4 separate regions of the Mus musculus genome follow, and regions 2, 3 and 4 are each linked to region 1. The links are chromatin loops, found by intact Hi-C in ENCODE. Cell type or tissue: heart. All regions are shown on one strand. Each heading gives the region's core, and the rest is flanking DNA. Links, peaks and the distances in the headings are about the cores only. Region 1 has its middle 21 kb from the start of Gm26885. Region 2 has its middle 36 kb from the start of Gm36199. Region 3 overlaps Fgd2 (FYVE, RhoGEF and PH domain containing 2). Region 4 overlaps Cpne5 (copine V).

Region 1 (7,547 bases), core at 1,278-6,277:
GTATGTAAAAGCTCACTGCTGAGAGCTGGTGTGCACCTATCATCAGCAAGGAACCACTCCTGTGGCCTGTGTTTCACACCCAAGTGTAATGTTATAGTCTTATACCCACTGTCCTTACAGGTCGGCCTTGCATGCAGTGCTACAGAGTACTAGAGGAAGTGACATGGCCAGGCCACATATAAAAGCAGGACTTAGGTCACACTGGCTGAGCTCCTGAAGAAGCAGCAGCATGTCCTATCTAGTACCTTCCATATTTTTTTAAAGATTTATTTATTTCATTTATATGAGTACATTGTTGCTGTCTTCAGACATACCAGAAGAGGGCATCACATCAGATCCCATTCCAGATAGCTGTGAGCCACCATGTGGTTGCTGGGAATTGAACTCAGGACCTCTGGAAGAGCGGTCAGTATTCTCAACCACTGAGCCATCTCTCCAGCCCCATATATTTTATTTTATTTTTTTAAAGATTTATTTATTTAGGGCTGGCAAGATGGCTCAGTGGTTGAGAGTACTGACCGCTCTCCCAGAGGTCCTGAGTTCAATTCCCAGCAACCACATGGTGGCTCACAACCATCCGTAATGAAATCTGATGCCCTCTTCTGGAATATCTGAGGACAGCTACAGTGTACTTACATATAATAAATAAATAATTTTTTTTTGAGACAGGGTTTCTCTGTGTAGTCCTGGCTGTCCTGGAACTCACTCCGTAGCCCAGGCTGGCCTCGAACACAGAAATCCGCCTGCCTCTGCCTCCCGAGTGCTGGGATTAAAGGCGTGTGCCACCACTGCCCGGCTAAATAAATTTTTTTTAATTATTTATTTATTATATATACAGCATCCTGCCTGCATGTAAGCCTGCAGGCCAGAAGAAGGCCTCAGATCTCATTACAGATGGTTGTGAGCCACCATGTTGCGGCTGGGAATTGAACTCAGAACCTCTGGAAAACCAGTTAGTGCTCTTAACCACTGAGCCATCTCTCCAACCCTTCTATACACTTCTTGGTTTTTTTTGTTTTGTTTTGGTTTTTTTTTTTGTTTGTTTGTTTTTTGTTTTTTTCGAGACAGGGTTTCTCTGTATAGCCCTGGCTGTCCTGGAGCTCACTTTGTAGACCAGGCTGGCCTCGAACTCAGAAATCCTCCTGCCTCTGCCTCCCGAGTGCTGGGATTAAAGGCGTGGGCCACCACGCCCGGCTTTCTATACACTTCTTAACTCCTAATATGCAGCAGCCTCAATGGAGAGTGGGATAGTAGGGTTACCTTATATCCTATCTAGTACCTTTAAACCTTGTCTCAGAAAACTACGTACATAAACAAATGAACAAATAAGTAGCCTTCTAAACATTGGCATGGTGGTGGTGTGGGCCTGGAAACTGTGTTTGGTGATTGGAGGTATGGGATCAGGAGTTCAAACTCTTCCCCATCTGTATGTTCATGTTTCGGGCTAGCCTGGGCTGCTTGAGACCATATGCTGTGTAGGAACAACAAAACAAAAGTGTTTGAAGCCAGATACGGTGGGGTTCACGTTCTGTCTCGGCACTGTCTCGGCACTGGGAGGCTGAGGAAGTCCAATGTCTGTGCGTTAGAAGATAACCTTGTCTACAGAAAGAGTCCTAGTCTACATTAGACCTATAAGACCGTGTCTCAAAAAATAAAGTGAAGTAAAAGAAGTGTCTGGGAGTGGAGATCTGTTCGTCCCCGTGGGGCTGTGCATGGGGGCCAGAGGCAGATGTCAGATGTCCATGATCACTCTTCTTTATCCCCTCAAGATGGTCTCTCCTACACCAGACTGGAGTTTGCTATTGCCTGGCTACACTGCCTAAGCTGTCTAAAAACCTCAGAAATCCTCCGGCCTCAGTACCGGGATTCCAGGTGCACACCATGCTCCAGACTGGCTTCTGTGATCTGAACTCAGGGTCACATGCTTTGGCAGCTCTTACCCACCGAGCCATTCTCCCCAACACTATTCGTTTGAATCACATTCCTCCCAGCCCTGAACACTCCTCCTACTGTGTACTCACCGAATTCAGAATAGCGAGCAGTCTAACTCCTTTTCCCAATAAACTGCGAGAAATTCATTTGGACCTGGGGCAGTTCTTCAAATGACCACTAGGTGGCAATCGGCGACAAGTTTCCAGTTAGCACTGCCGGCCAAAACAAGATTCTACAAACAGTATTGAAACCTACAACAGGATTTAATCCCTGCCCCGGTGTCTTCAGCCCAGTCACAGCAGAAGTGAGGAGGCTGGAAACCAGAAATAAACTCGATTAAGAGAAACTTGAGCCGGGCCAGGTGTAAGCGGGTCATTCCACCAGCTGACGACCCTAAGGCAGGAGGGTCAAAAAGTTCCAGGCCTACCGGAATTCGAACTCCAGCAATTTGGTGAGACTGTATAACAAAATAAAAAGCAAAAAGATGGCTGGGCCCGAAAGCACAAAAGATGGCTCCTCAGATTAAAAGTGTTTGCTGCAGGGTCCAGGCAGCCTGAGTTCAACCCTGGAAACCTCATCCTAAAGCTGTCCTTTGACATGTACACACAGGCACACACGCACACACACACACACACACACACACACACACACACACACACACACCATAGCACCCATGTGCCTATACACACACACAGTAATAATAAGAATAAATAGATGGGGGCTGGAGATGCTCAGCGGGTAAGAGCACTGACTACTCTTCCAGAGGTCATGAGTTCAAATCCCAGCAACTACATGGTGGCTCACAACCATCCTTAATAAGATCTGATGCCCTCTTCTGGTGTGTCTGAAGACAGCTACAGTGTACTTAGATATAATAATAAATAAATCTTAGGAAAAAAATAAATAGATATGTTTAGCTTTTTAAAGAGACACTAGAAGGTACTTGGTGTGGGAAACTCTAAGGTTCAGTATACAAAAATGAGCTGTGTAGCCTTGGCTATCCTGGGACTCTCTCTGTAGACCAGGCTGGCCTCGAACCTACAGAGATTCATTCACCTGCCTTGGCCTGTGAAGGTGTGTGTCTCCCATTTTCTTTTCTTTTTAAGATTTATTTTATGTATGTGAGTACACTGTTGCTCTCTTCAGAAAGAAGAGAAGAGGGCTTCCAATCCCGTTATAGATGGTTGTGAGCCGCCATGTGGTTGCTGGGAATTGAACTCAGGACCTCTGAAAGAGCAGTCAGTGCTCTTAACCGCTGAGCCATCTCTCCAGCCCCATGTGCCTCCCATATTCTCCACTCTATCACCTTCTGGGGAAGCCTTCACACTTCCACTAAGGCTGCTTCTGTTAGGGAGGCCCTCCCACTTCTACTCCTGACCTCTCCAGCCCCACCCCATCTCCGCAGCCTGTCACAGGTGGCTACCCCCTCTTCGGCCAACAAGTGTCGCTCTTGGCTCACGGACTCCAATCTAGCTGGCTCCTGCTTCTTCCCTTTCTACCACCCTTCCTCCCCTGGCTTCAGTCCCCAGGCCTCAGTCCCACCTCCCCTGGGCTTCACTCTGCACTGATGACCCAAGCCCTCCCCCATCCCTTCGGTTTTGACCTCTCTGAAATCCACTTTGTTTATGTAACTGCTTCCACTAAGACCGGTCCACCGGTCACGGAGCTCAGCAAGAGCAGGTCAGTACCTATGCCCTGGGAACAAACAGAGCCTAGCAAAGAGATAAGCGGTCGCTTACAAGGTGAGGGTCAGAGGAGAGAATCGATTCCCACAGGTTGCCCTCTGACCCCAGCCCTCTCACGGTGGATGGCCAGCCCACATCCATACATTCGCACTCATGAGTAAATGAGTGTAATTTTATCTTTTTTGTTTGGTTGGTTGGTTTTTGGTTTTTCGAGACAGGGTTTCTCTGTATAGCTCTGGCTGTCCTGGAACTCACTCTGTAGACCAGGCTGGTCTCGAACTCAGAAATTCACCTGCCTCTGCCTCCAGAGTGCTGGGATTAAAGGCGTGCACCACCACGCCCAGCCGTAATTTTACATTTTAATGCAAAGTCTATTTATGAGGCTTACTGTTGGGGACGGGTATAGTGGCACAGGCCTTTCACTCTAGGGCTCAAGCCACAAAGGTAGGTCAGCCTGATCCCCATGGAGAGTTCGGGGACAGCCAGGACTACACAGAGACCCAGACTCAAAACAAATGAACGCGCTTGTCTACTCCAAGGATCTGACGCTGCTGCCGTCTGGCTTTGAAAGGTACCCGAGCTCGAGCACACATGTGCACATGCAGACACACACATAATTTACAATTTAAAAAAGGGAGCTAGAGAGGTGGCTCAGCGGTTAAGAGCACTTACTGCTCTTCCAGAGGCCCTGAGTTCAAATCCCAGCAACCGCATGGTGGCTCACAACCATCTCTAATGAGTTCTAATGCCCTCTTCTAGTGTGTCTGAGAAGAGCTACAGTGTACTCACATACATAAAATAAGTAAATCTTTAAAATAAAATAAAATAAGTCACTGGATGGTGACTTATTTTAAGTCACTTTTAATATTAAGCACTTGGGAGGCAGAGGCAGGCAGATCTCTGAGTTGGAGGCCAGCCTGGTCTACAGAGAAAGTTCCAGGACAGCCAGGGCTACACAGAGAGACCCTGTCTCCAAAGTAAATAAATAATAAATAAATAAATAAATAAATAGATAAATTAGTCTTGACTAGGTTGGAGCCCCTGCCTTTAATTCCAGGGCTCTAGAATTAGAAGCACACCCAGGGCCTTTTTGCAGTCAAAGCCAGCCCATTCTACATAGTTTCAGGCCAGCCAAGCTATACAGTGTAACCCTGTCATTCATATATATATGTATATGTATATATATATATGAATGACATCTCTTTGTTTGCTAGGAAGAACTAGTGTGCTGCGGAGCACATATGGAAATCTCCTTCCACCACACAAGTTCCAGGATTGACCACAAGTATCTTTATCCACTAAGCTCTCACCACCTGAAAAGCTCTTGTTAACACCGTATAGACTTCAGTGCTGGTGGTACCAAGACAGAGCCCCAGAGTTGGTAGTCTCCCTACAGAGAGGTTCCTTTGGCTGGGAACTTATAGTTAGATCTCAAACCCAGGACAAATGACTACCAGAGGTGCCTATTTAACATAGCAAAGCAACCCTGGCCCCAGGTTCTCCCAGCATCCCTCAGTCCCTGCCTGTTACAGGGCATGGCTGGCATACCCTAAATTTCTCCAGCCCAGAGGCTGGGGTGTTCTTCCCCAGCTGCCTTCCCTAGATAGCGCAGCCATTTTGGAAACTTGGCCTTACTCTTCCAGCCCTCTGTTCCCCTTTGCTCCCCTCTCCTCCCAGGGCCAGGTCTTGTTCACTCTGGACTCTCCAGGACTTCCCAGCTGCTGGCTCTCTCCCTCGCATCTACAATAAACCTCCTCTTCCACCATACCTACGAACACTGGTATCTTCTTTATTTTTTATTTTCTTTTTAAAGATTTATTTATTTATTTTATGTATATTAGTACACCATTGCTCTCTTCAGACACAGCAGAAGAGGGCATCGGGTCCCATTACAGATGGTTGTGAGCCTCCATGTGGTTGCTGGGAATTGAACTCAGGACCTCTGGATGATCAGTCAGTGCTCTTAACCGCTGAGCTAATCTCTTCAGTCTTATTTTCAATTTTTCATTCACTAATGTTCGCAAACATCAGTCCCCAAGTAGTTGGATCCTACCAATAACCAGAAAGCGACTTAGAAGGCACTTCCTCTCAGAGTCAGCTGGCCAGAGAGTCGACCTCAGGTGAGAGGGCCTGGGTTCTCACAGGAACTAAGGCACACTAACCACAAACGGTCTTAACTTCTGACCTCAAGGGTCATTCCCTCTCCGCCTGTCGCTCACACCAGGAGTTCCAAGGTCACTGAGCTAAGTGAAGCGCAGCCCTGCACGTTCTGATGTGACATCAATGACAGTTACCTCATCTGTCTTCCTCTTCTCCTTTTCTTTTTTTTCAGGAACTTGAAGATAGCTCAGGTAGACTGACATCCTTGACCCCTGACTGCTGCGTGTTATGACCTGTGGGTGACCTTTGACTCTGGCTAACCAAACCTCCACCCTTACTTCTAGCACGCTAAAAGCCCACACTTCCTACCAAGAGCAGTGAAGTTGGTTTACCATGTACAGACCAAAAGCTACCTTAGTTTCCCTCCACCTCCAACCACCCTGCTCCATTCCACAAATCCTCTAAATGCTAGGAAGAAATAAATAAATAAATTCTAGGCGGCTGGGTGGTGGTCCTGTACACCTTTAATCCCAGCACTGGGGAGGCAGAGGCAGGTGGAGTTCTGTGTGTTTGAGGCCAGCCTCGTTATCAGTGTGAGTTTCAGGACAGCCAGGGCTACACAGAGAAACCCTGTGCTGGAAAAAAAAAAAAGTTCTAGGCTACCCTAGGATACATGAGACTCTGTCTCCAAACAAACAAGAGCCCAAGAATAGTGGCTGTCTAGTGCCTTTAATCCTAGCACTTGGATGAAAACAGATCTCTATGAATCTATTGCCTGGTCTACAGAGCGAGTTCCAGGCCAGCCAGCCAGTGAGACCCTGTCTCAAAAACCCAAACAACAAAGCCCCCTTAAGTGTCTTGGCAGAGGCTTGTCTGTAGGGTGCTTAGGGTACACAGAACAAACCAGTCAGGAGCTGCATCTGCAATAGCCTAAGCAAGGCAGGGTGATGAGGGGATGGGGCCTGGGGTAGAGGCAGTGGCTGGTGAGGAATCCGGAACTAGGATGGATAGAATTTATTAAGAGGAAGGCTACAGGCTGGGAGAGAACCCAGAGGTGCTGGGGTGGGGTGGACTTATAGGAAACAGGAGTGCAGAAGGGCTTTGTGAGAAGTTAGGAGTTAGCCCAGAGATGTGCAAGTGGAACCACCTTATAAGAACCAGGAGTGTAGAGGGGCTGGAGAGGTGGCTCAGTGGTTAAGAGCACTGACTGCTCTTCTGAAGGTTCTGAGTTCAAATCCCAAGCAACCACATGGTGGCTCACAACCATCTTTACTTATTTATTATAATAAATAAATCTTTGGGCCAGAGCACTCAGGGACTGAGAGGACAAGCAGAGGTCCTAAATTCCCCAGCAACCACTTGAAGGTTCACAACCATTTGTATAGCTACAGTGTACTCCTATACACTAAATAAATAAATCTTGAAAGAAAGGAAGGAAGGAAGAAAGGAAGGAAGGAAGAGGCATACAAAAGGAGCTCGTTTCATGGCTCCAGGACACCGTGAAGCTGTGTTAGAACATTCTCTGTTATCCGTGGATGGAACCCCATTCTGTCCACAGCAGATCAGTGACGCAGCAAGTTTCCAAACAGAATTCGTGCACAGGCTGGGAGGCACAGGCTGGGAGGCACAGGCTGGGAGGTAGCTCTGCGGGCAAGAGTGCTTGTTGCACAAGCATGACAACCTGCGTGAAAATCTGCAGAGCTCACTTAAAGAGCCAGGTTAAAAAAAAAATCACCAGTAATCGCCATATGGAAGGAAGGGAAGGTTAGAGTCTGGAGGATTGCTGGGACTACAAGGCTAGCTTGAGATTCTGAGAGACCCTGTCTCAAG
Region 2 (7,547 bases), core at 1,592-6,591, 110 kb after region 1:
CAAATTTCTGAGTTCGAGGCCAGCCTGGTCTACAAAGTGAACTCCAGGACAGCCAGGACTATACAGAGAAATCCTGTCTGGAAACAAACAAACAAACAAAAAAAAGAAATGACGACTCCCAAACCCCAGTCTCCTTGGCTTTATTTTTCGCTACAAATTATCTTCAAGAGATTATTATGCACTGGACACGGTGGGACAATGCCTTCAATCCTAGCACTCAACCTGGTCTACATAGATCAGCCAATAAAAACCATATACACAAAAGATCCTATAAGCCACTCATTTATTTATTATTCATATATCTATTTAGTTATGTTGGGCCAGGGCTCACTGTTTTCTGGGTGCTCTTGAACCCCTGGGGCTCTGCACTGCATCTCTTCCCTGAGGCTGGAATCACATCCTCTTATCCTCTGACTTTCCTTTGAGCATGTGCCTCCCAGATGGGAGGACTTCTGTGTCTCCAACACTACAAAGCTCGATGCCTGACCTACAGCGGGTACTCAGTAGTACTCAGGTACTCGTTGATTGAATGGAAGAACTCTAAATTATGGGTGACTGGCAGGCTGTGCCCTGGGCATCAGGGCGGAGGGAGAGCAACTAGGACTCTCTGCCCACCAGCTGTGGTTGCCTGTTCAGCTGGTTCCAGTGGCAGGGGGACAGGTCCCTGACAGCCAGGTGAGTTCTGGGTGAATCACCCCTAATGAGCCGGTTAGGGCCACGCCAAGCCGCTTCCCACACAGGCAGCCTGCAGGTCACTGCCTGTCCCCCGGAAACTCCTCTGTAAGGAGTGAGGAGGACCCTGGGCTTGGGTGGAAGGAGCGTCTTGCCTTTCGTCAGACCTCACCCATTCCTGAGCTCTGAGTCGCTCCCCTGGATCCTCTGCCCAGCTGAGCCTTGGCTCTAAGACCTCTGTAAAAAAGCAGTTTCGATCCATCCATACCACGCCCATCCCAGACAATGCCTGTGTGTAGGCTGCTTCCCTGGTCCCTGAGAGAGCAGAGAGCAGAGAGAAGACCCCAAGCAGCTAGGTGGAGACTCAGTCAACCCGAGCTAAGCACAAGACTGGGTCTGAGCAGCTGGGCTACTCGGCCTTCTGAGCAGAACCGGTTAACCTCCACTACCACGATACACCTGATCCGCTGGCGCCCAGGACTATCAGAGGGCTTGCCCAGGCCCTGTGACCACACAGGGGACAGAGGGAAAGGGAGTCATGCCCCTGTCTGTGGCATGGGGCAAAACATCTCATGCCCTGTTGGGTGAGATCCTGGGTACATGCAGGGAGGAATGTAAGTGGGCAGCTTAGCCTCCTCCCTCACAGGGAAAAGATGTGTGACCTGAGTGACAGATCTCTGAGGAGGAGACTGGCCAGGCCCTGTCCGTCCCTGAGTTAACTTAGCCAGCCTTCCTCCTTCTCCTTGGGATGTTTGAGGCTCTCCAACCCCAGAACCTGAGTGGCCCAGCTCTCTCTGCATGCAGTATTCTATCTATCATGCATTTATAGCTTTTGATTTCCTTAGGTGCCTAGGGAGATTGGCACTGTGGCAGTGTAAGGGGGCAGAGGCATGAGCCCTTCTTCAGGGAGACCCTGAATTAGAACCTGCCTGAATCATAACAAGGACCCCACCCCTACCCCAAAATCCCCGTGAGACTCTTAGGGGCTCAGGGGAGGGAATGATTGCTGGAAGTCTGGAGTCAGGCAGCCTGTCTCTTGCTGACCTACATCCTCCCTGTTGCCAGGTATGGCCAGAAGCACAGGTATACTCATACCCATTTAATGAATGACACCATCAAGGCTCAAAGAGGTCAAAAGACTCACCCACTGCTTCAATAGTATAAAGTGGCAGATCCTGCCACTCTGTGGCCACAAGTACAAGACAACCCCACCTAAGCAACTGTGAGTTGGATCCAGACAATGGCCGCCTCCAAGCCCCAGCAGATAACCACTCTTTGGAGGCCTACATCCATCGGGTGGTAGGGGGTGGGAGGGGTTCCTCTTAACAGGGAAGGCAGGGGACACTGTAATGGGGGCATCTGCAGAACCATACAGGATGTAAGGGAGTGAGGCTGCCAGTGCTCTGCGAGATGGGGCAGACAGGAGGATTCCTGCCATCTGGGCAGGGAGACCAGTGTATGTCTGGCGGGGGGTGGGGGGGGGGTCACATGTTTTCAGAGAGAGATCCTGAGGCACGAATGGGGTTGGTGGTATTCAGAGAAGTCAAGGAGCAGAGGAGATGAGAAGGAAGCAAAGAAAACTGGGGAGACCCTAAAGGCTTGGGGGGCAGGAGGCATGAGCGGCTTTGAACTGAGTATTGATCTGAGCCAATCCAAGGGTTTTTTTGGTTTTGTTTTGTTTTTGTTTTTGTTTTGAGAGAAGGTCTACGTAGACCAGGCTGGCCTCAAACTCATAGCCTCATACACCTGCCTCTGATCTCTAGTGCTTAGATTTAAAAGGGAGTGACCTAACATGAGGTTTGTGTTTGTTTGTTTGTTTGTTTATTGGCAGGCAGGGTCTCTCCTTGACTGATTAGGCTAGACTGGCTTACCACTGAGTCACAAGAATCCTGATGGGGGTCCCTCCCAAGCTCTGACGTCTCCATGCCTAACTTTTCCTGTGAGTTCCAGGAATGGAAGTCAGACCTTCCTGCTTAGAGGCGAATACTCTACAGACAGAACCATCTCCCTGCTCTTGTTTAGTCTGACCTCAAACCTGGTATGCGAGCAAGAAAGGCCTTGAATTCCTGAGTTCTCTGCCTCCATCTCTCAAATGTTAAGGTTATGAGCATGTGGCTCCTTGCTTGGTCTTTTGGGGGTGGGGGGATTTAATTCTGTAGCCCGGGCTGGCCTCCAACTCACAGTACCCCCCCCCCCCAGGTCTCGAAATCAGCTCCTGAGATTACAGGAGTGAGCCACCCTGGCCGAGACTCTTTTTTTAGTTTTGTTTCGAGACATATGTTGCGGGCCTGGCTCTTGCTATGTAGACCAGGCTGGCCTGTAACTCAGGGTTCTAGGACTGACAGCACTCAGCACCACCACACCCTGCTTCCTGGCCGGTCGAGTTGGGGACCTGCCAAGGAGGCAAGGGATGGGGTTGGGGGAGATGGAAAGGGGCTATGAGGTGGGGTGGGGGATACTTATAGGGTGTGTTTTGAAGTCCTGTTTGTATGCAGACTGGACATGAAACAGGACCTGAGCAACCTTGGCTTCCCAAGCAGAAGGGCAGCGCCGCATGCTTTGGTGTGCATCTGGGTGGCCTGTGCCGGGTGATTGCCGTGTGTGTGTGTGTGTGTGTGTGTGTGTGTGTGTGTGTGTGTGTGTGTATGTGGGTCCTTAAGTATCTTCCTTGTATTTCACAGGCAGGGTTTGGTACCATTCGGCACCTGCAAGCCGCCATCACTGCCCCTCCCACCCCCACGTCAACCTGTGCAACCTCTTCAGAAAGCAGTTTGTTTAAACACACCGAGTATTCACACCCCCATGCCCTTTGACCCAGTGAGTCCCTTTCTAGGAAGTTCCCTGGGGCGAGCCTTCTGAAATGCAAGGCAGCACTTAAGGCCTACAGCCCTTCCCTGGGGTTATTTAGAGAAGCTAAATAAATAAATAATGAGCCTGCAAGTCTGAAGCAGGAAGGGGTGTAAATCCCGCTGGCTGACGCTTTCTCCTATCTCGCTAGGGTCACTGTGTGGGCCTTCACCTTAGTTTTCCTATGTATCGTAATGTCAAAGGTCCATGCTCACTCTGCAATAGCAATTGGATTTAATGTCCCGTGCCAGGCAGACACATAGGCAGGGAAAAGCAAATGAACTTTATTAATGTTATCGCCAGGTATCGCACACGTGGGATCGCTGTAATTCCGGAGGCAGGAGCAGGAGGATGACAGGTTGGAGGGTCTCTTGATCTTTAGAGCAAATTCCAGGGCAGTCAGAGCTATGGAGTGAGACCTTGTCTCAAAAGTACCCCAAAAAAGGGCAAAAAGGGGCTGGCAAGATGGCTCAGCGGGTAAGGCAGGTAAGGCTTTTTGCCACCAAGCCCGAGTTCGATCCAACGAACAAACACCCCCGGGTATGTGCATGAAGGACTGCAGGTATGGCTGCTGGTTAGCATGCATGAAGTCCAGATGGCAGACCCCTTGCCAAGTGAACCCAGTATTGGTGGTGAATACGGATCCCAGCATTTAAGGTGTGGGCCAGAGGGTCGGAAGTCCCAAGCTAGTCTAATTACTGGGACTGTGTCTCAAAGAACCCCCAGCGAGTTTTGTTTACTGCAGGGGTTTAACCTCAGCCTTTTGAATACCAGGCACGCTCCCTGCCACGGAGCTACTGGCCCGGTCCTGAAGTGATTATTCACCAAACACTGGTTTGGGGTGTTAATATCACCTTTTTTCTTTTTCTTGTTCTTCTTCTTTTTTTAACTTTTCCGACTTGCACTGCGGCGCGCTGTATCGTCGGCCTTGCACTGTTTTTAATGATAATCTGTTTAAAGTCTAATATTGAAAAGGGAAAGGAAAGAGAAAGGAAACGTGAATTCCCAGAAGCAAAGGCCCAGGCTGATAGGGGGAACTGATCCACCCGCCCGTTCCAGGGAAACGCTGCAGCCACGTGGATCGAAGAGGCCGGCCATCTGCCTGGGCCCGCGCCTGGGTCCACCTCTTCCCTGCAGGGCCCGTAGGGGGCGGGGCTGGCCATGCTGACAGATGTGGCGGGAAAGGGTGATCGACCCTCCTCCATTTCCTTCCGCCCAGGCTCCTGGTGGAGGGGGGAGGTGTCTCCTCCCCAGGGACCCTTGCTGCCCTGGGGTGTGCCCATCTGTCTCCTTGGCCTCCATCCGCTCCTCGCTGGAGGCGACTGCTGTTTGCCTGGTGCAAAACCCTGGCTTTCCTGGGACTGTTAGCCTCCTGTGGTTCTCACCCGGGTCCGCCAGAATCACAGCAGCACCAGGGCCACCCAGGAACTGGATGGAAACACAAACGCACACACTCCACCCCAGATGCAGCCAACCTGCAGCTTGGGAGGTGAGGCTGCTCAGATGAAATCTAACAAGCCAGACAGCATCCCTCCCCCCACCCCGCCCCGCCCCCGTTTTAACTTAAAGAAAAAAGCTAAGATTATTTATGTGATTGTGTGTGTGTGTGTGTGTGTGTGTGCATGTGAACGACACACATGCCGGAGCTAATGGAGGTCAGAAGGTGTCAGATCCCTTGGGATTGGAGTTACAAGCTATTGTTAGTCACCACGTGGATACTGGGACCCAAACCAGAGTAGAAGTGCTTTTAAGTATAGACCAGCCTCTCCCTGAGCCTCTTTTTTGACTCTGGTTCTCATATAGCGCTGGCAGGTTTAGGAACTGATTGATGACTCTTAAGTCTGTCTCCAACTTCTGAGGGATACAGGACCATTCAAGAGTACCTACCCCACAATTGAATACCACAACCTCACTTTAGGGATTATCATGACCCTCTTTCATTAATAATAATAATAATAACAATCACAACAACAACAATACACAGACAGTAATTAAAAATACACACAAACAAGCAGAGCCAGCAATAGGATTCTGAGGCCATGCTCCTTAACCTCTGTGCCCAGAGCTGCCCAAAACTTAAGAGGTCCTGTTGGGTCCCCTCAGGTCTGGCTTTAGACTAACATGGCTTAATCGGCGTTTGGGATGGGAGGCACCAGACCCCTGGTTGTTTGATAGGAAAACCAGAATGGCCTGCCCTACCCCATCCTCCCACCTCCGTCCAGGAGCCCCCAAGCAGCCCAGATACCCTGTGGGCTCTGTGCCAGCTCAGTCCTCTCTATTCCTGACAGCAAGGGAGACTTTAAGGCTGGACCAGCCTGCAGCAGAGGCACACAGCACCACCTGCTGGCCAGAAAGTAGCACTGCTGGTGTCAAGGAACAACCGAAAGGACCCGGGAGACACCATACTCAGGAGGACTATGGCAGGTGCTCATGTCCACACGTGGCTGTCTGAGCCTGTGGGCAGGTGGCACTCTCAGTGCCAAGGCCTTGGAGACAGAACTACACTCTTCCCCTTATCTATGTATTTCCTCATCAGTATGGCGCTATGCCAGGCCCACACTGGGTGCCACCCGTGAGACTTCAGGCAAAATGATAGGTGATCTCAGGTTGGCATGAAATGGATTCTGGATGTAGCCAATCTCTCATTTGGGCTGACGCTAGAAATCTGTCTAGAAAAGATTTTTTTTTGTTTGTTTTGTTGTTGATTTTGATACATAGTCTCATGTGGCACAAACTACTAGGCTGGTGGCCAACTCTCCCTGTAGCTAAGGATGGCCTTGAACTGGTCTGCTTCCACGAAGGGCTGAGAGGGTTTGAAGTGTGCAGTCACCAAATTTGGTGGTGGTGGTGGTGGTGGTGGTGGTGATGGTGGTGTGTGTATGTGTGTGTGTGCTTGTGTGCCATGCGCTACCAGACTTGTTTGCTAGGGGAGTGGTTCTTCCACCATGCAAACTCCACACATCAAACTCAGCTGCCTAAGCTATTTATTTATTTATCACATAGGGACTTACCAGATAGCCAACGCCCCCCCCCCTCCACACACACCACTTCTCCTTCCAAGAGCTGGGAAGACAGTCACCATGAAGGGATCTTGCTATCTGCAGATTCTGGGTCACAGGATTCCTTTATCCTAGTTGGAAGCGAAGGACTCAGGATCCCTTTGAGGGCTTGGCATTAGTTAGATATGATTGTTCACAGAAACACACACACACACACACACACACACAGAGCTGTAGCAGCTGTCCTTGCATGAGTCTAAGGTAGGCAACCCTTGATTCCCAGAGAGAGGTCTGTGTCCGCTCTAGAATGCAGGGCAAATAGTAGCATGTGGCCTCCCAGGTACCCTAGGCTATGACCACTCTGGGGTGTATGAGATTCCAAAACCCAGCTTTTTTGGGGGGAGGGGTGTTTCGAGACAGGGTTTCTCTGTATCGCCCTGGCTGTCCTGGAACTCACTCTGTAGACCAGGCTGGCCTCGAACTCAGAAATCTGCCTGCCTCTGCCTCCCAAGTGCTGGGATTAAAGGCATGCGCCACCACACCCAGCCAAAACCCAGCTTCTTGTCCCCACTAGGAACCCCAGTCCCGATATGACCGATATGACAGGGGTTTCATAGGAACAGAGCCCCGCACCAGTAGGAAATTAGAAGCTGATAGGATCCCAGCTGGATAGGAGTGCTGAGCAGCAGAGGCATATACTGAAGCCACCTACAGAGGTGAAGATGGTGACCGGTCCGCAGCGGTCCCCTAGCCTACCCCCACCCCTGCCTGCGGTTTTCCTCAGCACGGAAGTGGTGGTGGATTCCCAGAAGCCCCACTCGAACTTTCCTGTCAGGGGAGTCCAAGTTCCTCCTTCTGGGGAAGGAGAAGTGGCAGTTTCTCCTGTGGGCTTTCAGTTTCATTCTAAGAAACCCGAGTGTTGAAGGAAGAGAAATTGTACTCCAGGGGTTTTCCCAGCTAGGCTCTAACTGAAGTGCACTTGCTGGGGCCTCTGGGTGGGCCTGGCACAAGAGGAAGTGAGCTGTGTTC
Region 3 (7,547 bases), core at 1,184-6,183, 130 kb after region 1:
AGGGGCACATGGAGAACAGGAGAGCGAGAGAGGCCTGGGGAAGGTGTCTTGGCCACCCAAAGGGTTAGTGCTGTCCAGGTCTGCTCAGGCTATGACCCAGGACTTCCTGGGTCTCCAGAGAGCCCTCTCCCCCCTCCCCCTGTCCTGTGCCTGGTGTGTGCCTGTTTGACATCAGCTCTTTGATAGGGATAGGGATTGGGGGTAGGGGTGGGGGTGGGAACAGAGGGACTGATTTGCCAATATTCGTGTTTGCTAAATTCCCATGGTGTAACTACACCCACGGGGGCCAGTGTCAAAAGCTGCCTCAGGGGAGGGCCAAGCATGTGAGAGGTGAGGGCAAAAGGACAGAGTCCAGAGCAGTTAGGGGACTTTGTTCTCCATCCCCCAGTCTGTGACCTCAAACACATGGCCTCTAGTCACAGTCACCCCAACAGAACACAGAGAACACCTGTCACAAGGTGGGCCGGAATACCCAGCAGGTGCCCAACACATACAAGAATATCTGTGTTCCTTCCTCCTCCCTCCCTCTCCCTCCCTTCCTCCTTCTCTTTTCTTCCCTCCCTCCCTTCCTCCTTCCCTCTTTTCTGCCCTCCCTTCTTCCCTTCCTCCCTTCCTTCCTTTCTTTTCTCTCCTTCTTCTAAAGATATTTTTAGCTACTTTTATTTATGTGTATTTGCAAGTACCTGGGTGGATGCACATCATATATGCGCACAGTGCTGGAGATGAGAAGAGGGCTCCAGGTTCCTTGTAAGTGCATGCCGGGAACTGATCCCTGGCTTTCTGAAAGGGTCACAAGTGCTCTATAATACTGAGCTGTCTCCCAGTCAGCCCCTTACTGTTTTGATAGGGTCTCATGGAGTCCAGTTGGCTATCTTGGCCAGGTTGACCCTTAACTCCTGATGTCCTTGTTTTTGTAATGCTGGGATTAACGGTATGTGCCACCAGGCCTAGCTGAAGGCATGCTGGGGGTCTAACTCAAGGCTCCATGCACAACGGGCTAACTCTGTCGCCTGCATCCCATCTCAGCCCTGACACTGTGTTTCCAAGCCTTTGCTAGCTGTAAACCTCTGGGAACCAGTGATGAATTGAAGGGTGGGTGCTGGAAGAGCTGACAGACATGGAGACCCTGTGACGCCATCCTGACAGTGACCCCGAGGCCACTGTCGTCATCATAGCCGAGCCACACAAATCATTCTGCCATCTCCAGTGCCCGCTACCAGGGAGTCAAGGACTCTGCTCGCTCTCCAGAAACCCAAGCTTAATAGTTTTAGAGACAAATACTAGTCAGACAAACAGAAAACAGACTAAATACCACTAACATCAGGGTGACAGTGACAAACGGTTACTGAAGCAAAGTAAAAAGACAGCGTGGGAAAGGGGGACTAGGAAGCTGGTCAGGGAGCCTCCCAGAGGAAGGCCATTAAGGCAGGGGTCTCAGTCTATCAGGGGACGTGCCAGAGAATCTCTGCTGAAGGAGCCACAGGCACAAAGGCCCTGGGGGTGCATCTGGGAGCCTTGGTGATAGAGAAGGTATCTTAGTCAGGGTTTCTATTCCTGCACAAACATCATGACCAAGAAGCAAATTGGGGAGGAAAGGGTTTATTCGGCTTACACTTCCAATACTGCTGTTCATCACCAAGGAAGTCAGGACTGGAACTCAAGCAGGCCAGGGAGCAGGAGCTGATGCAGAGGCCATGGAGGGATGTTCTTTACTGGCTTGCTTCTCCTGGCTTGCTCAGCCTGCTCTCTTATAGAACCCAAGACTTCCAGCCCAGAGATGGTCCCAGCCACAAGGGACCTTTCCCCCTTGATTGAGGAAATGCCTTACAGCTGGATCTCATGGAGGCATTTCCTCAACTGATGCTCCTTTCTCTGTGATAACTCCAGCTGTGTCAAGTTGACACAAAACTAGCCAGTACAGATGGTTATCTTTTGAGAGGTGACCCAGGGGCTAGATCGAAAGGGCCTAGTGACCCACAAAGGAGGAGTCCATCAGACAGATTTCTAACCTGACACCACTGTAGATGGGAACCACCTCCTGACACACAGCTTGGTCACTTTTCTATTGCTGTGATAAAATATCATGATCAACACATATTTTTTTAAAGATTAATTTATTATTATATCTAAGTACACTGTAACTGTTTTCAGACACACCAGAAGAGGGCATCAGATCTCATTATGGATGGTTGTGAGCCACCATGTGGTTGCTGGAATTTGAACTCAGGATCTTCGGAAGAGCAGTTGGTGCTCTTAACCACTGAGCCATCTCTCCAGCCCAGCCCACTCAACACATCTTTATAAAAGAAAGGATTTATCTGGGTTTACAGTTCCAGAGAGAAAGAATCCACCATCACACCATCAGAGCAAGGAACTATAGCAGCACTAAGCAAAGAGAGAGAGAGAGAGAGAGAGAGAGAGAGAGAGAGAACTGGGGATATCGAGGGGCTTTTGAACCTCAAAGCCCACCTCCATTGACATATTTCCTTCAGCAAGGTTGCACTTAAACCTCACCAGGGTCACCAACTGGGGACTGAGTGTTCAAACGCCCGGCCTGTGGGAGACATCTCATTCAAACCTCAACAGTTTCAGAATTAGAAGGAGTCGTGTGATCAGGTTTGGTATTAGCACCGACACTCAGGGGTTAAACCAGCGTCATGGCTTAGAGCCAGGAGCAGCGTGGGAATGTGGAAGAGAATGAGCAAGGGCTCCCATGGAATCCATGCTGACCTGGAAGCAGGCGGGCTTAGGGCGAGAAGGACTCCTTCTGAGGAGGGGGTGATTTGGTTCAATCGGGAGAGAGTTGTCCGCCATGCACATCTCTGTGATCCAGCACTACTACATAAACGGAACACAGAGAGACAAGAGGATCAGGACTTTAATATCATTGATTTTGAGAACAGCCTGGGCACATGAGACCCAGAATCCCAGGGGATCCAGGGCCTCTTCTGGTCTCCTCCACACATGCACACACATGGTGCACATAGACACACACTCACACACATAGAAAGAAATAAAACCTTAATTAAAAAATAAAAGTAGAGCCGGGTGTGGTGGCGCACACCTTGGGAGGCAGAGGCAGGTGGATCTCTGAGTTCAAGGCCAGCCTGGTCTACAGAGTGAGTTCCAGGACAGCCAGAGCTACACAGAGAAACCCTGTCTTGAAAAAAAAAAACCAAAAAAACCCCCAAAAAACAAAAAAATAAATAAATAAAATAAAATAAAATAAAAGTAGGGGGCTGGAGAGATGCTTCCAGAGGTCCTGAGTTCAATTCCCGACAACCACATGGTGGCTCACAGCCATCTGTAGTAGGATCTGATGCCCTCTTCTGGTGTGTCAGAAGATAGCAACAGTGCACTCATATACATAAATAAATCTTAAAATAAATACATAAATTAATTAATTAAAGTAAAGTAAAGTAAAAGCTGACAAGAAGCTCACATGACTGCCTATCAGGCTATGCACAGATTCATTCAGCAGACATCCCCGTCTCCGTCTCCATCCTCAGGGGTGGAGGACCAGTCTGAGGTAACCCAATCTAGATGCCCTGCCCTAGTGGACACAAACTGTAGGGGGTTGGCGGAGGAGTGGCTCTACAGTGGGCTGGACACTAACTCCTGGGAGATGCTGCCCCCTAGTGTTAGCTGTATGTGACTCGGAAACTGTCAGTTATTGAGTGTCCTGACTCATCCCACCTTCCCCGGCCTTTCCCTTTTCATCTGTATCTGTGTGGACTCACACTGGGGTCTACGGGCTGATTTGGAGATGAGGGTGTGGCTCCGGATGGAAAGATGCTGTGCTGGCAACACAGGGCACTCAGATCACAACAAGAAGAAAAGAACAAATGGAGCCTGAAGTTCCTCAGAGCCCCGAGTGCCGGTAGCGGCTCAGACCCTTGGGCAGAAGAGTAATGTCCCACAGGGGAAGTCAGGGGGAGGTAAGCTTTGTCCAGGCTCTGACATATATATGGTCATGATCCCTTGTGTCAAGGTCCCTTCCCTAGCTGGGAACTGAACCCAGGTCCCTGCAAAATCCATCTCTCCAATGCAAAGATCGTGTGCATGTGCGCATGCGTGTGCGCATGCATGTGTGCGTGTGTGCACCCTTGGAGGCCAGAAGAGTGTTCTGGCTCTCCTGAAGCTGTAGTTACAGGCAGCTTGAAGTTGTGAGCTGCCTGCCCTGGGCTATGGGATCCTCTGCAGAAGGAAATGTCCTTCACTCCTGAACTCTCTCTCTCCAGCCCCTAAATTATTTTTTTAAAGTCAGCACAAAGCATGGGTTCCCCTGTAGCATTCCTGCATGTATTTTTCTTACTTTCTCTTTCCTCTTCTCCCTTCCTGGGTCCCCATTTCCCCATGCTGGTCCCCTCCTACCTACCCCTTCTGTTTTCTTATGTCCTGTGTTCACTACTCACTCTTCCCCTTAGGATCTCTTCTTCCTGTCTCATGGTTCCCTTTCTTGTTTTATGACCTACTTTACCCAACATATAGACATATTTATACATTTTTAAATCCAGGTCCCATGAAAGAGAGGAAACACGCCATGTCTGGTGTCCGTCTTTCTGAGTCTGGCTTATTTTGCTTAAATGCAATAACTCCCACGCATCTCATGCAAATGTCACAACAGTGTTCCTCTTCATGGCTGCATACAATTCCACTCTGCATATGTGACACATTTTCTTTATCATTCATCTGTTGATGAACATGTGGGCTGGTCCAGTTCTCAGAGATAGTGCAACAGGAAACACAGATATGCAGGCATCCCTGTGGAGTGCTGACTTAGGGTCCTGGTGTGCAGCCAGGGGGTGGCACAGCTGGGCCAGATGGTAGTTCTATTTTCAATGTTTGAGGAACTTCTATCCTGACCCGCTGAGCCATCTCACTGACTCCAAGCATCCCTGAGGGGAGGAGGGGCCAGACGGAGATGTCCATTTTATTCCCATCCATGTCTCTCCAACTCCTTCGCCCTCTTTTCTCTACCTCCTCCCCCCATGTCACTGGCTCTCCTACGCACCAGCTGTGTGACCCAGAGACAAGCAGTTAAGCTCTCTGAGTAGATGTCCTCATCTGGAAAGCAGTGGAATTCGATCATGGTGATAAAACACCCAGAGCATCCTGGTGTGGACTTGTGTGCCTTTAATCCCAGCACTCAGGAGATACAGGCAGGGGGTTCTCTGTAAGACCAGCCTGAGCTACATAGCTAGTTTCAGGCCAGCCAGGGCTACAAGGCTATAAACTGAGAACCTGGTTCAAAACACACACGTACACACAGACACAGACAGAAACACCTCACACACATACACATGCATGCACACCACACTCACACATACACCACACAAGCATACACACACACCACACACACACACACACACACATCACATGCACACACATAGTATACAAACACACACACACACACCATAAGCACACGTGGGCACGCACACTGTGGCTTCATGGGATCTTGGTGCTATGATCATCGTTCCCCTGGCTTTGGCAGGTGCCCTGAGTGGCTCTCAGTTTCCTCTCTGGCCATGAAGCCCAGTGCTTAGGGCCCTCCCATGGAGGCCCCTGAAGTTCTCTTGCCTCCCCCTTCTCAGACCAGTCAAATAAAAAGCCTTGCTAAGAGACCCAGACATTGTTCAATTTCAAAGTTAGTTGGTGTCTGTTTTTCCCCTCAACCCTTCCAAAGTTTCCTAGGTCACTCACACCCAGGCTCAGACCCTCACTAGGGTGACAACAGTCCCAGTTATTGGTACTTGTCATCTTTTATTTTGACTTTTTTTGTGCTCTCAGGTTCTTGTGTAGCCCAGGCTGGACTGTAACTCACTCTATAGCCAGGGCGACCTCGGCCTTTTGGTCCTTCTTCCTCTACCTACCCAACTGTTGCATGTATTACCATGCCCAGTTTATGTTTCGCTGAGGACTGAACCCAAGGCTTCATCCATGTTAGATGGGCATGCCACCCATTAAGCTACAACATTGTTTTAGCAATGAAGATTTCATGATCCAGGGATATCCGCCCCCTCTCCAGCCAGCTGGGACACTTGGTGGTATCTTCCTGAAGGAAAGGGCCTGTGTCTGCTGGATACAGAGTCAGGATGAATTGTCTCGGTATAGACATCAGGTGGGTCAGGGGTAGCCCAGCTTGGGGTGAAGTGATAGAACCATGGGGTAGGCCTGGGAAGGCTGTCATGGACTCTCGATGAGCAGCTGGCTGTGGTTCAGTCAGACACATCTTCTTCGTCAGGTCCCTCAGGGGTCCGGCCACTGGCCGCACGCTTGATAGCTGTCACCCAGCGGCCCTGCAGCTCCACAGACTCGGCCTTGAAGGTGTACTGCTGGCCTGACTGTTGCAGCTGGAAAACCCGAGGGTCCCCCTGGGGCCCTGAAATCACCTGATAGCCCAGTAGGGGGATGGAGGTGTGAGCCTTTGTGTCCTGGAGGAGAAGAAAGCCATGGGTTAAGGTCCCTGTCCCCCAATTTAGTCCTGCTGCTCCTGACAGACATATATGCCTGCTTGAGCCAGAAGCCCCCTGATGGAGGGGGCCTGTTGAAAGATGAAAAAAAGCAGGAGGGGGAGGGGGGAAGGGGAGAGGAAGAGGAGGAAGAGAGAGGAGGGGAAAGGAGAGGAAGAAGAGGAAAGAATGAGTCTTCCTGTACTCTGAGCCCAGCTCTGAAACTCAGTAACCTATAACTTGAGAAAACCATGTCCTCAGAGGGCCTCAGTTTCCCCATCTTCCCTGCAGGGTAAATAACACCCCAAGCCCACTCTCCTGTCCCCCTGTGAGGATGTGGAGTCTAGCTGGAGCATACATGGCATACCTGGGGGGCTGCATAGACATACAGGACAAGGGGGTCATCCCGGGGGATCACACACCAGCTCCGGGGAAGGCTCCTGCTGCACTTGTCCCCTATGAGCTGCAGGAAGCTGCACACCAGACTCTGCTCGGGTGCTGCTGAGGCCTCTTTCTGAAAGCAGAAAGGACGGTCAGGTGACAGAGTGTCCACAAGGTGGCATGAGCCACGGGACTTCACAATCACTACTTTTTTTTTTTTTTTTTTTTTTTTTGTGAGACAGAGGCTCATGTAGCCCCGGCTGACCTAAAATTTGGTATATAGCAGTGGATGGCCTTGAACTCCTGGTCACCTTCCCCACACCCCAGGATTCTGGGTATGGGCATACGCCATCACTCCCGACACAATCACTACATCTCTGCATCTCTGCATAATACTACAGGTCATTTGTTTCAGAGGCTCAGAGACATGCGGTCCTGGTTCATGCTGGCCAAGGGTAGGCAGAACTGTAGGAGCGATGAGGTGTGTGTGCTCACGTCGGCAGGCGCCAGAGCCAGGGCTGTCCTCCTGAGCTAGTCAAGAGACAGAGCTGGGCTTGGCAGGCATGAGACTCCAGAAGCAGGTCTTTGCCCAGTTGTGGGGCTGGTCGGAGGGGACACATGGGGTAGAGAGGGAGCCGATGTCCGTGAGAAGCCAACTTGCTCATGGGAGTGAGTCTAAGTTGAAATACGCCAGCTTCCCTCTTTTTTTCCAAG
Region 4 (7,547 bases), core at 1,130-6,129, 340 kb after region 1:
GCCAAACCTGAGTGGCCCAGCTGAGCAGAGCTGAAGTCAGAGGGGGTGGTGGTGGGGTCGGACCCCATCTAGCCCTGGAGTGACTGTGGGGGCAAGAAGCACTTTCCCTGGCATTGCCAGACCCTGCCCTGTTCTCTTTGGAATCCTGGGAGTTGAGGATTCTCCCTGATTAAGCCAGGTCTGCCAGGTCTGCCAAGTCACAGGTCCTAAGAGTGGGAGCTAGAGTGGAGAGTGCTCTCCTGAGCTGGGAGTGTCCCATCAGCACAGTGTTCTACTGCCTACAGGATCTGAGTGCTTCGCACGGCCGCTGGACCCTGAATGGTGGCAGAGGCATAGAGACCAAATGACCAGGCTCACTCCGTGATGCTTCGAGGGTCACAGCAAGGGCCACCTTAGTGGCAAGGGCCACCTTAGCAGTCCTTTAGAGGAGGGATAGCCTTGAGGGCCCATAAGCCCTAGGGCCTTTGTGAACATCGGGGAAATAGTCCCTCTCCTGCCCTGAGTGGTCATTAGTACCACCATGGTCCAGAGGTGACCATGGAGTATACACCATGGTCAGTACCCTGGGAAGGGACCTGGAGGCCTCACCTGCACCCCCACCGGCCAGTCTCTCTCTAATATGGCTGTGAGATTCCAGCCCTGAGTGCCAAGGGCCTGGGACACTGACTCCTGGCCTTGTCTCCAGGATGTTCGGCTGTGTTTTGTGAGACCAGGGAACTGTTACCAGCGTAGCCCATTCACAGAGGTGTTAGGTGATCCCCGCCAGCTAGCTGGAAAGCGAGAATGCCTAACATCTGCCAGACACCGACCTAGGAGCCGAGCTGACGACAGCAGAGAGCAAAACCATCTCTGACCCGTGGAGGACATTTTGACAGACGGTAGGATTGTCTGAGGATGAAGAGAAGGTTGAGTGTGCCAGGCAGAGCCATGTCAGTGCCTACAGGGTGGCTGGGGACAGCACCCTCACAGAGGACATAACCATCCCAGTTTACAGAGGAACAGCCATCAGAGCTACACAGCCACTGCCTGCAGGATCTGGGGCACGGCCCTGGGCTACTGTAGAGTGATGCCCTTCCCTGCCCTCACCCCCTTCCCTGAGACTCTGAGTTCTTAGCCTTGCTGTGCTATATGGGACATTGGCTTTACGGGCCACCTGTCTCCTTCACCTAGAACATTCTCTTAGCTCTTGTAGTCACTGCCAGTCTGGCAAGGACCTGGGTAAAGGGACAGAGCTCAGGCCCGTGGGTCCCAAATCCCATCTGCTATGACTTGGGCTTGCAACAGATTTGTGGACTGTGACAACGGGCTTCTCACCAGGCCTTCCCATGAATCTGGGAGCCGTTCTTTCTCTTTCTTCCCAACCCAGGCTCAGGCTGGAGGTGCAGCCTCTGAGCTCAGCAGCTCCTCCCCAGGCTGCCTAGGGGAGACCTAACCGGACACAAAGGGGATCTCCCAGCCAGCCTCAGCAGCCAGTTCTTGTCCCCTGGGGAGCTTCTACCCACCGCCCCATCCACGCTGCACCCTGCACCTGCTGGTTCTGAATCAGCCAGGGTGTGAATCCTAAGCTTGAGACTGAAGAGGCCAGTGGTGGCTCTGCAGTTTGCTGGGGCTCCTGGAGGATTCTTCAGATGCGTCACAACCAAAATCCCAGACAAGGAAATGTCAGGCCTGGGGCTGGCGAGATGGCTCAGCGGTTAAGAGCACTGACTGCTCTTCCAGAGGTCCTGAGTTCAATTCCCAGCAACCACATGGGATCTGATACCCTCTTCTGGTATGTCTGAAGACAGCTACAGCGTACTCATATACATACATACAAATATTTTTTTTTAAAAAGAAAGAAGTCAGGCCCTTCAACTTTGAAATTTAATTTTAAAAAAATCTTACTTATTATATATATATATATATGAGTACACTGCAGCTGTCTTCAGACACACCAGAAGAATCAGTTCCCCCATTACAGATGGCTGTAAGCCACCATGTGGTTTCTGGGAATTGAACTCAGGACCTCTGGAAGAGCAGTCAGTGCTCTTAACCGCTGAGCCATCTCTCCAGTCCGAGATCTAGTTGTTGTTTTTTTATTAGTTGTGTTTAGCTATTGGTGGAGGAGGAAAGTGTGCCTTCTCTATGGCATACCATGTGGAGGCCGGAGGCCAGGGTTTAGGAGTCAGTTCTCTCCATCCACCCATGCGGATCCCAGGGGTCACACTCAGGTTGGCAGGCTTGGCCTCAGTGCCGTTATCCACAGGTGTCTCGCCAGGCACGCACTCAGTACCTCCGTCTGTGCTCTGGGTAGCAAGGCTTCCTGTTGCTAGGATGGTCCGTTTCACGAGAGTGTTAGGAGATCTCCACCAGCTTCGGGATTTCTCATTTGTTTGTTTTGGAATGGGGCCTCACTATGTAGCCTTGGCTGGCCAGGAACTGGACTTGTATGTAGATCAGGCTGGCCTTGAACTCAGAGACCTGCCTGCCTCTGCCCCCTTAGTGCTGGGATTAAAGACCTGTGACACCACAGCCCGACTTTAAGTAAAGTTTGTGTAAAAAGGCATTCATGCATGGTTAGATAATGTGGAAATCAAGAGGCATTTTCTAGACATTCCAACACAAGCGTGCGTGCACACACACACACACACACCATGAGCTATCCGAAGGGCCATACTAATCCCATCCTACAGTCAGGACTTGTGGCTCGGAGACATGATGTACCATCTCTAGGCCACGGGGCTCAGATCCAGTGTCCAAGCTGAAGCCACCAATGTCACACCTGGCCTCTTTCCAGTACCTTCAGAAACTGAGGTACAACTGGGGCAGTGGTGGCACACGCCTTTAATCCCAGCACTTGGGAGGCAGAGGCAGGTGGATCTCTGAGTTCAAGGCCAGCCTGGACTACAGAGTGAGTTCTAGGACAGCCAGGCAGGGCTATACAGAGAAACCCTGTCTCGAAAAACAAAAACAAAAACAAAAAAAAAGGAAGAAAGAAGTGTAGGCACATGATATTTCTTCTTTCATTTTAATAGTCTGGCTCAAGGAACCACAGGGTTTGCCTTTATAAAATAAGAACACCAAGGATGCCTTTAAAGCACGCTTCTGTATCTGCTTCATATTGTTCCATTTACAGAAAGCTAGCCCATGCATGCACAACCTTCTGGACATCCCAGGGTTCTATTCTGGAACTTTCTTCTGCTCCATTCTGTACACACACACACACACACACCTGGAGATACTCATCTGAAAGGAGACAGCGCCCCCTTCTGGGATCCACACAACTCCCAAGCCAACTCCTGGCAGAGCCGAGATGGACCACACCACGGTGGGATAAATAGATGCTAACAGAAGAGAAGCCAGTTCAGACTGCTTTCTGCATCCCATGTGGACCTCAAGACCAGAAACCCACACTTCCTGGGCCTCTTCCACCTTCCACCTTCCTAGACCCCTGGTACTGCCTGGCAGCTTCCCCATCCCTGGGCATCCCAGAGGACAGCAGACAGCACCAAGGGTTAACCGGCAACCCTCCACCTCCCTCCTCCTGCTTCTGGTCCTCTAGCCTGTTGCCATGGGAACAAGGCTAAAAATAAGATGGGCTCTCGAAGCCCAGCCCCATGCTTAGGAGTCAAAACAAACTAATTAAAGCAGCCTGGGTTAGAATGTGAAGAAAATCCCACCCTTTCTCAGAGGCCAGTCTTGGGGATGGAAAAGCTCAGCAGGCCACCCCAAGTCAGGGTCCAGGGGTGCTTTCTTAGCCTGCAGGGCTGGAGCTGGCGTTTCACCAGTCATACCCAGACTCAGGGTCCTTCCTGCCAGTCGTGTGCTTCCCCATAGAAGCGCCCCTGCTTTATTGTGAGATCTGCCTGTCATGGTCCTGCCACAGGTAAATGTGTGGCTTCTTGCTGAGGCTTCCACTCCATCTAGGGAAGCTAAGATGGTAGGATGAACAGAGGCCCCGGGGCTGCTTCAGCCAAATCCTTGAAATCTCAACATGTCCTGCCATGGCTCTGGGGTGGCCTCTGCCCCTAAGACCTTAAAAGGTCTTAAGATAGAATTTCTTTGCACACAGGCTTGAAATGTTTGCATGGCATCCTTCCTGGTCCGGGGACAGGAGGCCTGTCCTCGGGTCCATCCTACCCAGAATTCTTTGCTGTTTGTTTTCCAGGACCATCAAGGTGGAGGTGTATGACTGGGATCGTGACGGCAGGTAAGGGCAGGAGGGTGAGAGAGAGGTGAGCGGATGTAGGCAACCACGGGAAACTAGGCAGGCCCATCTGGGAATGAGGGGCTGGGTTCCATGCCGGTTGGTCTGCTGTTGTAGTAGCTTAGATCCTTGGAGGTCCTGCAGGACAGTATGCTGAGAGCCCTCCTCTCCCCAACATAGCTGCCAGTAGCCAGCCAGTGCCCACACTCTCCTCAACTACAGAGCTGGGAATGCTCTGAAATGCCCATTATAGGACACTGAGCATTACAGACACCTCCATTCTCTGTGGGAAGCCTTGGGCAAAGCCCAGTAGGAAGACCAGACTGTAGAGGAAGAGACACCCACAGTTCAGCAGAGGCTCACCATAAACACAGAGAATAGACCTAGGTCTGTAGGGACAGCTGCAGCGAGGAGTTCTGAGGCTCAGCAAAGACAAGGCATTGCCTGAGGAGGGCTAGGTCAGGCCTGCCCGAGGGTGACTTCTGCTTGGGAGCTATGGGAGGCAGTTCTCAGTACCCCATGAGGAGGAAATGTGGCTGACAGTTTCTAGGCAGAACAGTAGCATATCTCTCTAAGCACCAATCTGGATCCTTTCCTGTCTCCTACTTGCTGGCTGAAGCAAATCCAGACATATCCTGGCTTAAGGGTGGTCACAGTTGGCATCTCCCGGGCCTGATGTGGACGAGGGTGGCGCTCTTATTATAAAAGGCTCTGTGCCAGTATAGCTGAGCCAAGCCCAAGCCATGGAAGGTTCCCCAGAGCCCACCCTGCCTCTGTTAAACTTTACCGCCACCATCCCTATCCCTTCCATCCAGGTCAGCTCCACCATGCCTCTAACCCACTCTGCCTCCTCCTCTCCTAGCGGTTCCTTACAAACCTCTTTCACCTGAGAGTTTTCTCTTCTCTGGCAACTTGGGACACCCGCCAGGTGCCACAGGGTCCAATGAATAAGTTACCATCCCCAGAAGAACTCAGTCGACACAGTGTGGGGCTGCAAGTGTGCTCAGTGGTTAGAGCTCCCGCCTACCATTTGGGAGATCCCGGGTTCCGTCCTGTACTGACAATAGATAAGTTCCCAGCGTTGGCACATGGCTCAGCGGGCAAAGGTGCGTTCAGCACAAGCCAGGCAACCTGAGTTCAACCCTGGGAACCCACAGAGAAGGTGGGCAGAGAGAACGTACTCCGTAAAGTTGTCTTGTGACCTCCATACACACACACACACACACACACACACACACACACACACACACACACACCAATAATTCCCCCTCCACCCAAACCAAAGTGTTTATACATATGAAAGTTTCACAATGAAATCCATTACTTTGTATGGCTTTAAAAAAAATCAAAATAAACAAAAGCTACCGTGGGCTCACAACAGGGCATGGCCCCAGGGACACCTGGACAGCTAACTGGATGTCCCAGCTAGAGCTACAGTGCTAAGCACTGTGTTCTAGCAAGGACTCAGGCCTGTTGGGAGTGCTGTTTATGCAAGTTCTTCCTGTGTTTAATATAGACACAGTCTGGAAAAAGACCCCTGCCACCTGGCTCTCCTTGCCTGTTTAGGAAGTATTAGTGGGAGACCTGGGTATGTGGCTTGGAGGCAGAGCCCTGGTATAATGTGTTCAAGTCCCGGCGTTCCATTTCAGCACCAAAGGAAGGTTGGAAAAGATCCAACTGTAGTTTCATGTGCCTATCTATATGAGACTCTTTGGGAGTTTGAGGTAGGAGGATTGGAGTTTGAGGCCAACCTGGGCAACACAATGGGGAGCTATCTCAGAAAGAAAAAGTTAATAAGAAAGGCATATGGTGGTCACGTCTATCATCCCAGCGCTCCGGAAGCAGAGGCAGAAGGTACAGGAGTTCAAGGCCACCCTTGCCGACACAAGTTCACGACTAAGCTGGGATGCACAAGACAGTGTCTCCGAAAGCCCAAAATATTAATAAAAATAAAATAAACAGCACTCGGGAGGCAGAGGCAGGCGGATTTCTGAGTTCGAGGCCAGCCTGGTCTACAAAGTGAGTTCCAGGACAGCCAGGGCTATACAGAGAAACCCTGTCTCGAAAAACCAAAAAAAAAAAAAAAAACAAACAAACAATTTTTTTAAATGTTATTGAGCTGGGTACAGTGGATGAACCTTTAATCCCAGCACTCAGGAGGCATTGGCAAGTGGAGTTCTAGGCCAGCCTGGTCTACATTAGAATGTTTCAGGACAGCCAGGGCTACGTAGTGAGGCCCTGTTTGGGGAAACTGTCTCAGCAGTGCGGAGCTAATGAATACCTTTAAGCCAGTCACTTGAATTTGACAATTGTTAAATTTTACTGTATCACCTTATCTATATTTTACTAATGCAATTTAAAGGAGATTCCACGGTGGCATTTACCCCTAAATATTTCATTAGAAATGTCTAAAAAAATAAGCACATTTCTGCCACGTAACTCTCAATGCAGTTATCCCACCTGACATTGAACAGTACTTGACTGTCATCCAGAGTCGTTCCCTCTGCAGAGATTGTCCCCAGATGCCTTCTCTTGCTCATTTAAATGAGAATCCAAGCAGACCTGTGGCTCCTTCCTCTGGGACTCCGAATTCTGTCAAGTAGCCTGGCTTTCTTGGTCCACGGCTCCCTTCCCATACTCTGTGACTTGGGGTGGAGGCCCTGGCAGAATGGGGGCGGGGCAGGTCTGGGAGAGGCTGTAGTGGGCGACATCGACATCCATCGGTACCCTGGGCCTCCAGCCTCAGCAGCATCTTCTCTTGCAGCCATGACTTCATTGGGGAGTTCACCACCAGCTACCGGGAGCTGGCACGTGGCCAGAGTCAGTTCAACATCTATGAGGTAAGATGCTCCAGGGGTGGGGTCTCTCCTCATGGGGGTGCTGGGTCAGCAAGGACCCAGGAGCTCTGAGAGGGGTTGGGGCCAGGGATTTCCGGATTGTCTCACAAGGTGGGTTTCATGTTTCCATTTCACAGATCTCCCCACACACCTCATACACCACACACCCAACCATACACCATACCCCCACACAAACACACAGCGCTAAGTCATCTGACTTCCAAGTTCTTGAGTTCCACCCCTTGCAGAACACTTCTGATAGGTCCTTAAGAAAGTCCTGGGTGCGGGCTGGCGAGATGGCTCAGCGGGTAAGAGCACTGACTGCTCTTCTGAAGGTCCTGAGTTCAAATCCCAGCCCCCACAGGGTGGCTCACAACCATCCGTAATGAGATCTGACGCCCACTTCTGGTGTATAATAATGTATAATAATAAATAAATCTTTGGGCCAGAGAAAGCAGGAACTGAACCAGCAGGCCTGACTGGAGCAAGAGGGGTTGACTTGGAGCGAGCAGAGGTCCTAAAAT

The links. Peaks named below come from ENCODE experiments on the same cell type or tissue, not always from the same donor. Only the 100,000 strongest peaks of a DNase experiment are listed, where the experiment ranks them.
Region 2: it touches region 1 in a loop (4-fold over the local background); 27 of 42 quality-filtered maps call a loop at or near these places.
Region 3: it touches region 1 in a loop (6-fold over the local background); 38 of 42 quality-filtered maps call a loop at or near these places.
Region 4: it touches region 1 in a loop (2.9-fold over the local background); 11 of 42 quality-filtered maps call a loop at or near these places.

Annotation. Positions count from the first base shown.
Region 1 is chr17:29,509,184-29,516,730 of GRCm38, reverse strand. No RefSeq gene overlaps it. Among named protein-coding and RNA genes, the nearest start is that of Gm26885, 21 kb to the right of the region's middle. In heart, for the core only: a CTCF peak has its summit at 3,367; DNase peaks (open chromatin) are centred at 2,060 and 3,380; H3K27ac peaks cover 1,212 bases.
Region 2 is chr17:29,395,394-29,402,940 of GRCm38, reverse strand. No RefSeq gene overlaps it. Among named protein-coding and RNA genes, the nearest start is that of Gm36199, 36 kb to the left of the region's middle. In heart, for the core only: a CTCF peak has its summit at 4,666 (motif pointing right); DNase peaks (open chromatin) are centred at 3,500, 4,120, 4,670, 5,850 and 2 weaker places; H3K4me3 peaks cover 2,139 bases; H3K27ac peaks cover 4,484 bases.
Region 3 is chr17:29,377,732-29,385,278 of GRCm38, reverse strand. It overlaps Fgd2 (FYVE, RhoGEF and PH domain containing 2), which reads right to left. Exons shown (of 16, transcript NM_013710.4): 15 at 6,820-6,966; 16 at 5,744-6,434. The coding sequence ends at 6,219. Among named protein-coding and RNA genes, the nearest start is that of Fgd2, 21 kb to the right of the region's middle. In heart, for the core only: CTCF peaks have their summits at 3,412 and 3,611 (motif pointing left); DNase peaks (open chromatin) are centred at 3,638 and 4,838.
Region 4 is chr17:29,172,804-29,180,350 of GRCm38, reverse strand. It overlaps Cpne5 (copine V), which reads left to right. Exons shown (of 21, transcript NM_153166.2): 11 at 4,148-4,189; 12 at 6,951-7,026. Among named protein-coding and RNA genes, the nearest start is that of Cpne5, 61 kb to the left of the region's middle. In heart, for the core only: a CTCF peak has its summit at 3,274 (motif pointing left); no DNase peak of the experiment used is centred there; H3K4me3 peaks cover 793 bases; H3K27ac peaks cover 2,348 bases.